2 separate regions of the Homo sapiens genome follow, and region 2 is linked to region 1. Evidence: read pairs that join two places in POLR2A ChIA-PET (ENCODE). Cell type or tissue: OCI-LY7. All regions are shown on one strand. Region 1 overlaps PHLPP2 (PH domain and leucine rich repeat protein phosphatase 2). Region 2 overlaps IST1 (IST1 factor associated with ESCRT-III).

What was found. Peaks named below come from ENCODE experiments on the same cell type or tissue, not always from the same donor. Only the 100,000 strongest peaks of a DNase experiment are listed, where the experiment ranks them.
Region 2: POLR2A ChIA-PET joins it to region 1 with 6 read pairs; 4 of 35 experiments call an interaction of 5 or more read pairs at or near these places.

The regions. Positions count from the first base shown.
Region 1 is chr16:71,705,856-71,710,855 of GRCh38, reverse strand. All of the region lies in intron 2 of PHLPP2 (PH domain and leucine rich repeat protein phosphatase 2), which reads left to right. Among named protein-coding and RNA genes, the nearest start is that of SNORA70D, 9.7 kb to the right of the region's middle. RefSeq lists an enhancer at 2,347-2,975. In OCI-LY7, no CTCF peak of the experiment used is centred here; a DNase peak (open chromatin) is centred at 3,025; H3K4me3 peaks cover 688 bases; H3K27ac peaks cover 1,105 bases.
Region 2 is chr16:71,918,330-71,923,329 of GRCh38, reverse strand. IST1 (IST1 factor associated with ESCRT-III) reads right to left here. Exons shown (of 10, transcript NM_001270975.2): 5 at 2,508-2,591; 6 at 1,877-1,987; 7 at 650-856; 8 at 1-42. Among named protein-coding and RNA genes, the nearest start is that of IST1, 25 kb to the right of the region's middle. RefSeq lists an enhancer at 3,818-3,997. In OCI-LY7, no CTCF peak of the experiment used is centred here; no DNase peak of the experiment used is centred here.

The sequences.
Region 1 (5,000 bases):
GCTCTGTGCTTCAGTGTAGTAATCTGTAAAATGGAAGATGATAATATTTACATTGTTGAGTTGTCATGAGGATTAAATTATAAATGATATGAAGATTAAATGAATTAATATTTGTAGTGCTGCTTAAACTGTCCACCTGTGGGGCTTGTTCAAGTACAGATTCTGATTCAGTAGGTTTAGGTGGAGCCTGAGAATGTACATTTCAATTAAGCTCCTAAGAGATGTGCTGTACTTCAGATAGCAATAAAGTACTTAGATTGATGTCTGGCACCTAACAAGTGCTCAATAAATATTACCTATTTCAGTTGTCTGAAATCATGCAAGTCTTAGAATTGGTGTTGCATTGACTAAACCATTGCCCATGTATTGTCACATTGCTGATTTCCCTAGGCTAGGTCCTGGAAATGGGATTACTGGGATTAAAATTACCCCACGTTTTCTCTGAGTTATTCATTACTACTTTATGTTTTTTTTAACCATGAGTTATCACTTGACTATAACTCAAGAATTACTAATTTATAGAATTTTAGCACTTGAGGAAACCTTAGAGAGATCATCTGGTGGTGAAACTAAATCTACCCTGTAACCCTCCCACCTTGCCATTTGGAAATATGTGTGGGGACAGGGTTTTTTGGTTGTCATAACTGCTGGGAAGAGTTACAGAATTTAGGTGGCAAGGTCCAGAGAGACTTATTGAAATGTGTGTGTGCCAAGTGCAGTGGCTCAAGTCTGTAATCCTAGCACTTTGGGAGGCCAAGGCAGAAGGATTGCTTGGGCTCAGGAGTCCTAGATCAGCCTGGGCAACATGGTGAAGCCCCGTCGCTACCAAAAATATTAATATAAAAAATTAGACAGGCATGGTGGTGCACACCTGTGGTTCCAGTGCGCGCACTTCTTGGGACGCTGAGGTAGGAGAATCGCTTGAGCCTGGGAGGCGGAGGTTGCAGTGAGCCAAGATTGCACCACTGCATTCCAGCCTGGGCGACAGAGAGATCCTGTCTCAGAAAAAAAAGAAAAAGAAAAATGTGTGTGGGACAACCTTGTACAGCCAAGGATTTTCCTGTCCCAAAAGTCAGAAACTTCCCCATTAGGAATCACTGAGGCCATTTCCCTCAGTGAAAACAGACTCAGAGGGTTCAGGTTGAATGCACATTCCTGCAGCTGGCTGGTGATAGATTGGTCTTGTCTCTCAATCTGCTGCTACTTACAATTAAAATATTTGGCTTGTCTTTTCTATTGAACTGTTTCGAGTGATAAAAATGACTCACTAGTGAAGCTTAGTGTAATCATTGCCTCCTGTCTGAAAAGTTGTTAAGATCATTTGTGATAAAATGGATTGCCCTTTGGCTGATGGTCATATACTTTTATTCTTAGTCATCGAAATAACCAACTGTTTTTCTTTTTTTTTAATTTTTATTTTTTCATTAACCAGATGAGAAGAGAAACTAAGATTTCTAAATAGTCAGTAGCTATCTTTTAAAATTAGTTTAGAACCAATAGGGTGTGTATAACAGAAAATAGCACCCTTGGGATTTGGGATGCTGAGTTCTGATTCCCATTTGCTGAGTCACTAAAATTTTGTTTGCCATATTTTGAAATTATAAAGGTGGAATGAAACATCCTGTTTTAGGATACATACTGAACTGATTACCACTGAATAGGGGAAAGGGAGTTTTTTTTCCTACATGTTTTTGTGCTATTTAAAAATTTTAAAAGAATGCATTATATGTTACAAAATTGGAATATAGGTAAATAATTTTCTTTATTTTGAAACATTTTTTATCCATTTTAAAACTTCTGAAATCAGCATATATATTAGAGTTGATGGTAGGTTATAGTTTAATTGGCAGAATTTTTTAAAATTTATTTTTCTTTTTTTAAAAAAATAGAGATTGGATCATGCTATGTTGTCCAGGCTGGAGTACTGTGGCTATTCACAGGCCCTATCATAACACACTACAACCTTGACCTCCTGGGCTCAAGTGATTCTCCTGTCTCAGCCTCCTGAGTAGCTGGGACTACAGGGGCACGCTGCTGCATCTGGCTAGATTTTTCTTTTTTTTGGTTTCTGAGATGGAGTCTCATTCTGTTGCCCAAGCTGGAGTGTAGTGGCACAATCTCAGCTCACTGCAACATCCGCTTCCTGGGTTCAAGTGATTCTCATGCCTCAGCCTCCCGAGTAGCTGGGACTACAGGCGCGCAACACCAGGCGCAGCTAATTTTTGTATTTTTAGTAGAGACGGGGTTTCACCATGTTGGCCAGGATGGTCTTGATCTCTTTGTCAGGGACATCCGTGCGAAGAGACCACCAAACAGGCTTTGTGTGAGCAATAAAGCTTTTTAATCACATGGGTGCAGGCGGGCTGAGTCGGAAAAAGGAATCAGCAAAGGGAGATGGGGTGGGGCAGTTTTATAGGATTTGGGTAGGTAGTGGAAAATTACAGTCAACCTGCTCTTGCGGGCAGGGTTGGGGGTTACAAGATGCTCAGTGGAGGAGCTTCTGAGACTCATTGTCCAGGAGAAGGAATTTCACAAGGTAATGTCATCAGTTAAGGCAGGAGCCGGCCATTTTCACTTCTCTTGTGGTTCTTCAGTTGCCTCAGGCCATCTGGATGTGTACAGGCAGTCTTGGGCTCAGAGGCTTGACATTCCTGTCTTTTTATATTAATAAGAAACACAAAACAAAACAGTGGTGGAGTATTGGGATGGCAAAAATGTTTGGGGGTGGTATGGAGAGATAATGGGCGATGTTTCTCAGGGCTGCTTCGAGCAGGATTAGGGGCGGCGTGGACACCTTAAAGAAAGGCTTTGACCTGGTGATTCACCCACTGCTGCTTCCCAAAGTGCTCGTATTACAGGGGTGAGCCACTGTGCCCTGCCGATTTTTCTTAATGGTTATTCTGACACCAGCTGGCTTGCTGTAATACAGATCTGACACTGACTGCCAGAGTTAGTGCAGAATTCACAAGTTAAAGGGCAAGGCCCCAGCAAGACTGCCCTTCAGACTCCAGCTGCACTTCTGACCAACTGTCTGCAAGGAAGAACTTGGCAGAACTCAGGAAGGTGCTATACTTACAATTACAGTTTTAGCTTGATGCAAATCAGCACCAGCCAACTGAAGAGACACATAGGGTGAGGTCTAGAAGAGTCCCAAATACAGAACTTTGTACCCTCTCCCAGTGGAATCAAGGCCTGTCACCCTCCTACCATATCGAACAGTTCATCAGCTGGGAAACTCCACTGGTGTTCAGTACAATGTTTTTATTGGGGAATCATTATGAAGGCATAATTGGTTGAATCTTTGACCTCATGATTCAACTCAGTCTCCAGCCCCCTGTGCTTCCCCACCCAGGTCAGGGTGGCTCAGAGCCCCAACCCTCTAATCACATGGTGGTTGGTCTTTTCTGGTGACCAGCCGCTGTCCTGAGTCTTCTCATCTCTTAGCATAAACTGGGGGGTGATCCAAGGGGGTCATGAATAACAAAGACACTCCTATTATTCAGGAAATGCTAAGGATTAGAGTCTCCTCACAGGAACCAGGGACAAAGACCAGCTGTATTCTTTATTATTCAGCAGTGGTGCGTAAAAAATGGTGTATCTTGGCCGGGCGCGGTGGCTCACTCCTGTAATCCCAGCACTTTGGGAGGCCGAGGCGGGCGGATCACGAGGTCAGGAGATCGAGACCATCCTGGCTAACACGGTGAAACCCCGTCTCTACTAAAAATACAAAAAAATTAGCCGGGCGAGGTGGCGGGCGCCTGTAGTCCCAGCTACTCGGGAGGCTGAGGCAGGAGAATGGCGTGAACCCCAGGGGGCGGAGCCTGCAGTGAGCCGAGATTGCGCCACTGCACTCCAGCCTGGGCGACAGCAAGACTCCGTCTCAAAAAAAAAAAAAAAAAAAAAAAAAAATGGTGTATCTTTTAAATCATGATATATTGGACTTAATGAAATAATGGTAATTTTAAAACATAGCTTTTTTAGGTTTCTTGGTGTGAATAAGTTAACACATAAAGTGGTTTGAGCTCTCTTCTGCTTAATTTATTTTAACTATATATAAAATAATTTGGTTTTCCTGAAAAGAACCTAGGTTTTATGAAACCGACACAGGTTCCTACCCTGATGTCATTATGTACTAATTGTGTGACTCTGAATCTCATTTTTCTTATTTGCAAAATAGACATAGTTTTGTAATAATTAAACATTTTCAGCATAGTGTCAGGTATGAAATAAACATTTGTTGAAGTATCCCTATTGTTTCTATTTGTATTATTATCTATATTACTGATTTTAACATTTGCAGATTTTACCTTTATAGGCAGTCAAGGATTGAGTTTTAATCTGAATTTGATGTAGAACATGGTACTATACTTTGTTAGGGTCTTTGATTCCATGTGTTTGATTTTAATAGTGTATAGTTTGGCCACCCCACTATTAACTAAAACTCTTGTGAAATGATACTTGGAATGAAATTTACTCTTCTTACATATATCTTAACTATAGGGACTGCTTAGAATAACTAATACAGAATGATACTACTCTTGGCTAAGCGGTATAATCTGCTGTTAACAGCATTGCTATGTCCGTTGGCTGGTTTGGAGAGAAATTACCATATGCATATATATTCAAATTTACATGGACTATAGTAGGTCTCACAAGCATTTGAAGCAAACCAAAACTGTTACTCCAAAACTATTGTCTCCTTAAAGCAGTAGTAGAAATAGTTCAAATGCTGAATAGAACTTTTTGTTGCCAGTATTACTTTCTCTCACACCTGTTTTGCAGTATATTATTTCCCTTTGATTGGTGAGAGATTTAACAAATAGCTAATTACCAGATTCTTAAACTTTTGGAACTTTGAAACACAAAATTGAACTGTAAGCACATTATAGCATTTCCCTCCCCAATACTGTCTACTTTTTTCAGCAGAAGAGTTTAATGAGTAAATGGAATTAGTCCTTCATTTTACTTGTTTTTGTACTTCTTGAAATATTACTTGTTTA
Region 2 (5,000 bases), 210 kb before region 1:
AAAGGCCTGATAAGTCCCCATTGGCAGTCCATTGAAATCTGACTGTAAGAGGAGAAAGGCAACATCAGAGACACTGCCTCCAGTTTGCAATCTCGAAGGTTTGGGTATGGGAAGGGAGAAAGAAATACATTTATATTCTCATACTAAATATATATAAATATTCAAGATCCTTAAAAATGCCCAAAAGGACCACATGTGGTCAGGATTCCAGATTTTTAAAGATCTAGAGCCAAAGGCTATTCTTTATTGAATCAAGTGCTTCAGTGTTTACAAGGGAAAACTCTAACGAGACTTTCTTACTACCAATGACCATCTTATCTACAAAGGTTGTTCTGCCTGGTAATAATTGGTGGTTTATTCATTTGTGGAAAAAACTACTAGTATGACTATAACAGATCCCAAAGATATTCAGTAAACCTATATGAAAAGTGTTTTTCTAGCACCAACTCTATAGATTTTCCTACAGCTGAACTAGAAGACCTTCTCTGAATCCAATGTGTTTTTTCCCCACAAGATGACTGCCAGCTAATACCAAATGTTCTTACTGCTAATGGCTCCTGACAACCTATGATTCCTGAGTGTGTTCACAGAGCCAACTTGTTATCTATAACATTTTCTAAAGCTTACATCCACACTTATATATACTTACTGGTCCCTTTGGCAGTGGATATGAGAAAGGCGTATTTGCAGATGGCATAGGCATGGGCATGGGCATGGGCATTGGCACCGTTCCATCAGGTCCACCAACTGGTGCTGTGAAGCCACCACTCCCTCCTCTTCCAGGGCCTCCTTTCTTCACATCATCTGTGAATCCAACATCAATAAGATCTGTCTCTACCCCAGGAGGAGCTTCTGCCTGAGAAAAAAAGAGAAACCCAGGTCATTAACCCATGTCCAAGGCCAGGTTCCCCAGAAAGCGGAGTCTGAGATGGAGATTAGCATAAAGCAAGTTTACTGGAGTGCTTCTGGGATCAACACCTGTGGGGGAAGAAAAGGCAGAGTTAGGTGGAAGGAGAAGTTGGGCTGCAACACAGTCACAACAAAGGCCTCAGCCAATTCCCCAATGACTTCTGCAGCTGGAATGGACCTGATGGTGTTTCCAACTGTGGGTAATAGGGATGTCTGAGCAGTACACACCAAAGCATCCACCACACCCCACTGACCTTAACTGGCGGATGGTTTTTTTTTTTGAGACGGAGTCTCACTCTGTCACCCAGACTGGAGTGCAGTGGCACAATCTTGGCTCACCACAAGCTCTTCCACCTCCTGGGTTCAAGCCATTCTCCTGCCTCAGCCTCCCGAGTAGCTGAGATTACAGGTGCCCACCACCACACCCAGCTAATTTTTTGTATTTTTAGTAGAGACAGGGTTTCACCGTGTTAGCCAGGATGGTCTCGATCTCCTGACCTTGTGATCCGCCTGCCTCGGCCTCCCAAAGTGCTGGGATTACAGGCGTGAGCCAGCCACCGCACCTGGCCAACTGGTGGATGATTTTTTATCCCTGTATCCTCAGCTTTCTGTGCACTATCAGACACATGGTGGGTACCCAATAAATGTTTCGGGAACTGTTTGGGTCTTGGGGCATTTCTTGCTATGAACAGGAGGTTTCTCAATTCCTGAAGTTCACCAAAAAGTAGCAATAATAGTGCCATTTTACATTTGTATCAAGGTTTTGACCTTCTCAAAGTGTTGTCATTCATCTAATTCCTTAAGTACCCTGTGAGATATGCAGGCACATTTATTGTCATAAAGGTACTAACTGGACAAAGGCTTAAACTCACACAAATTTAAGTTAGTGCAAAGAATGTTTTTTTTGTTTTCCAAAGAAGGTCATACCTACAAACTCATTTTTCTTTGTATTCTGGGATAAACTTACCATGACCACAGAGTCAGGTTCATAGGGTACGTTGTAATTCTTTGCAATTTCAATCAGGTATCTCTCCACCAGGATTTTGGGTGGGGCTTCCACACTCAGCTTGTGCATTAGCTGTAAGTAAAAAGACCCAGGGCTAAGATGCATGTATACCAACCAGCCTAATCCTCACCTCACTATGCGAAGTTAGCTCCTCTCATTTTACAGGTAATATTGAGGGAAAAAAAGGTTCAGAGCAGTTAAATGATTTTTTTCAGAGTCACAAGACACATCAGAGGACCCAAGTCTCTCTTTCACATTCTCATTACACATGACCCAGATGCTGGCAAAAGATGATACTGCTGCCTTCCACAGTTCAATTCATCCACCCTTCTCCCCACCTCACTTCCAACCTTCACAAATGACACGAGGCATACAAAGTGGGGAAGTGGAGTCAGGAATGACAGTAACCAGAGGAATTGGGCAGGTGTAAGGATTGGACCACACTGCCAGCCACACAGCTGTCCTCCTCACCCCACTATGAAAGGTGAAACCCCATACTGAGCAATACAGTGGTACCCACTAGAATTGCCACAAGCAGTACAATAAACTGCTCCCACACACTGCCTTCATGTTTACCAAGTATGTTCATTACCCTGTCATTCACAGTTCCAATCTGGTTGGTCCTACATAGCTTGCCATATTCCTTGCTATACTTGGCACAGAGCTGATCAGCAACCTAAAAAGAAAAAGGACAGCAAATAAAAATAGAGACCACTCCAACGGACTGCTTTAAGCTTCTTCCTGGCAACAGTAAACACGCGTCTATTACAAGATTTCCAAAACACTGGAGTCTGCAAAACCTTAAGGGGTATGCATTAATCCACTATTTGTTCATCCATCCATCCATCCATCCAATGAGCAGCACTCGAGTGCCAAACACTATCATGAGTATTATACAATATAAATAAAATGAACAAAACAGATACTGTTCTTACTCTTATAGAGTCTTACATTAATCAAATTGTACAAAGTAAAGTTTCCTCTTCAAAATTTCCCTTGTTAAAGAATAAATCATAAGTGTTAGAAATAAGCTTCTTTTAAAAGACTAACTTCCTTCAAGCCTCCTTGCTTTGTGCTAATAACTCTTTGTTAAGCCGTATCCTATGTAGCTGTTAAATATAAGAAATACATTCTATGTCCTTGTACTTTAACCAAGATATCTGTGCTAGATGTGCTCACAGGCAAGTCCCAGCTCGCAGCCTATGCCCCTTCCTTATTTGGGAATGTTAGTACTTTTCTAAGTCTTCTCATAAGCAAGTTCCTCTTTTCCTTTGTTCTCCCTTGCATATATCTATTTTAAAAACTTTTAAAACCTTTAGCCAAACGGGTGTAGCCCAGACTGTGAGGTCCAGTTCCAGCCAATGGAATCAGGACACAGCAGTAGGGTCCAGATGTGTAGGATATAAATATTTTTACCCCCTTTGTTCAGTGTGCGCTCGCCATTGTTCCATCTGCAAGGAGCACCCTTTCTGCAGAAGGTAAAAATTGCCTTGCTGAAATAAATTTATATTTGAGTGCTATTTCTCTGTGGCACTGGGGAACAAGCATTTCTAACAAAATAATCACACAGATAAAGGTACAACTGCAACTACAGTAAGTGATACCAAGGGAAGGTGCACCATGCTATCACCAGCTTCTAACAGCAGAATCAAATCTGATCAGAAAAGTCAGGTAAGGCTTCCTGAGGGAAGTGATGCTTTGCTGAGATTTAAAGGATGACTAAGGCCAGGCATCGTGGCTCATGCCTGTAATCCCAACACTTTGTGAGGCTGAGGCAGGCTGATCACTTGAGTTCAGGTGTTCAAGACCAGCCTGGGCAACGCAGCAAAACCCTAGTCTCTATTTTTAAAAGATACAAAAATTAGCTGGGCATGGTGGCACGCACCTCTTGTCTCAGCTACTCAGGGGGCTGAGGTGGGAGGATGATCAGTTGAGCCCAGGAAGCCGAGGCTGCAGTGAGGCAAGATCGTGCCACTGCACTCCAGCCTGGGTGACAGATCAAGACCGTCTCAAATAATAAATTAAAGGATGACTAGGAGTTAACTAAATAGGGAAGGAAGCACATTCCAGGAAAAGAAAACAGCAGTGCAAAGGCCTCTGGCAGAAACAAACATGGTCAGTTCTCAAGCCTGCAATCAGCCAGTGAGCCTCTAGTGCAGAGGCCAAGGAGTGTGGTAAGAAATGAAAAAGGGAAGTGGGAGCCAGACAATGCAGGACCATGTAGGCTGTATCAGGGAGTTTTGTTTCTATCACAAGAGCAACAGAAAGCTACTAATGGGCTTTAAAGCAAGAGGTCGTGACAGGATCGGAGCTGTGTTTTGGACAAAACCCTCAGGTGGTTCTGATGGAATGGTGTGAATAGATTAAAAGAAGCCAAAGTAGGAATAGGAAGAATATTCAAGAAGCTACTCTCATTTCCAGACAGGAAACGACAGTAGCATTGGACCAGAGTGGTCCCAACATTCCAGAAGCCCAGTAGGAGAGTTCTCACTGTTCATTATGAAGACTTTCAGGGGTACCTGACACCTATGATATAAATGGCATTTGTCTTTTATGGTTTTTGTTTTGGCTGGTTTATACTACACAGAGATTTTTTTATTCACATTAATTTATCACTCTGTTTATGGCTTTTGAGTTTTGTAACATATTTAAGCCTTTTCCAAAATTAATTTTAAAGGAGTACAGAAGAGACCAAAAACGGCTCAACATGGTGGCTCACGCCTGTAATCCCAACACTTTGGGAGGCCGAGGCAGGCGGATCACGAGGTCAGGAGTTCGAGACCAGCCTGGTCAACATGATGAAATCCCGTCTCTACCAAAAATACAAAAAATTAGCTGGGCATGGTGGCGGGCACCTGTAATCCCAGCTACTAAGGACGATGAGGCAAAAGAATCGCTTCAACCCAGGAGGCAGAGGTTGCAGTGAGCCAAAATTGTACCACTGCACTCCAGCCCAGGCAACACTGCAAGACTCCATCTCAAAAAAAAAAAAAAAAAGCCTACATAAGAATCAGTTGCCTCTACTGTCCCTCTTCTCTGCCCACAAAACTCAATTACTATCCCTGGTACCCTATTGGACTATTGG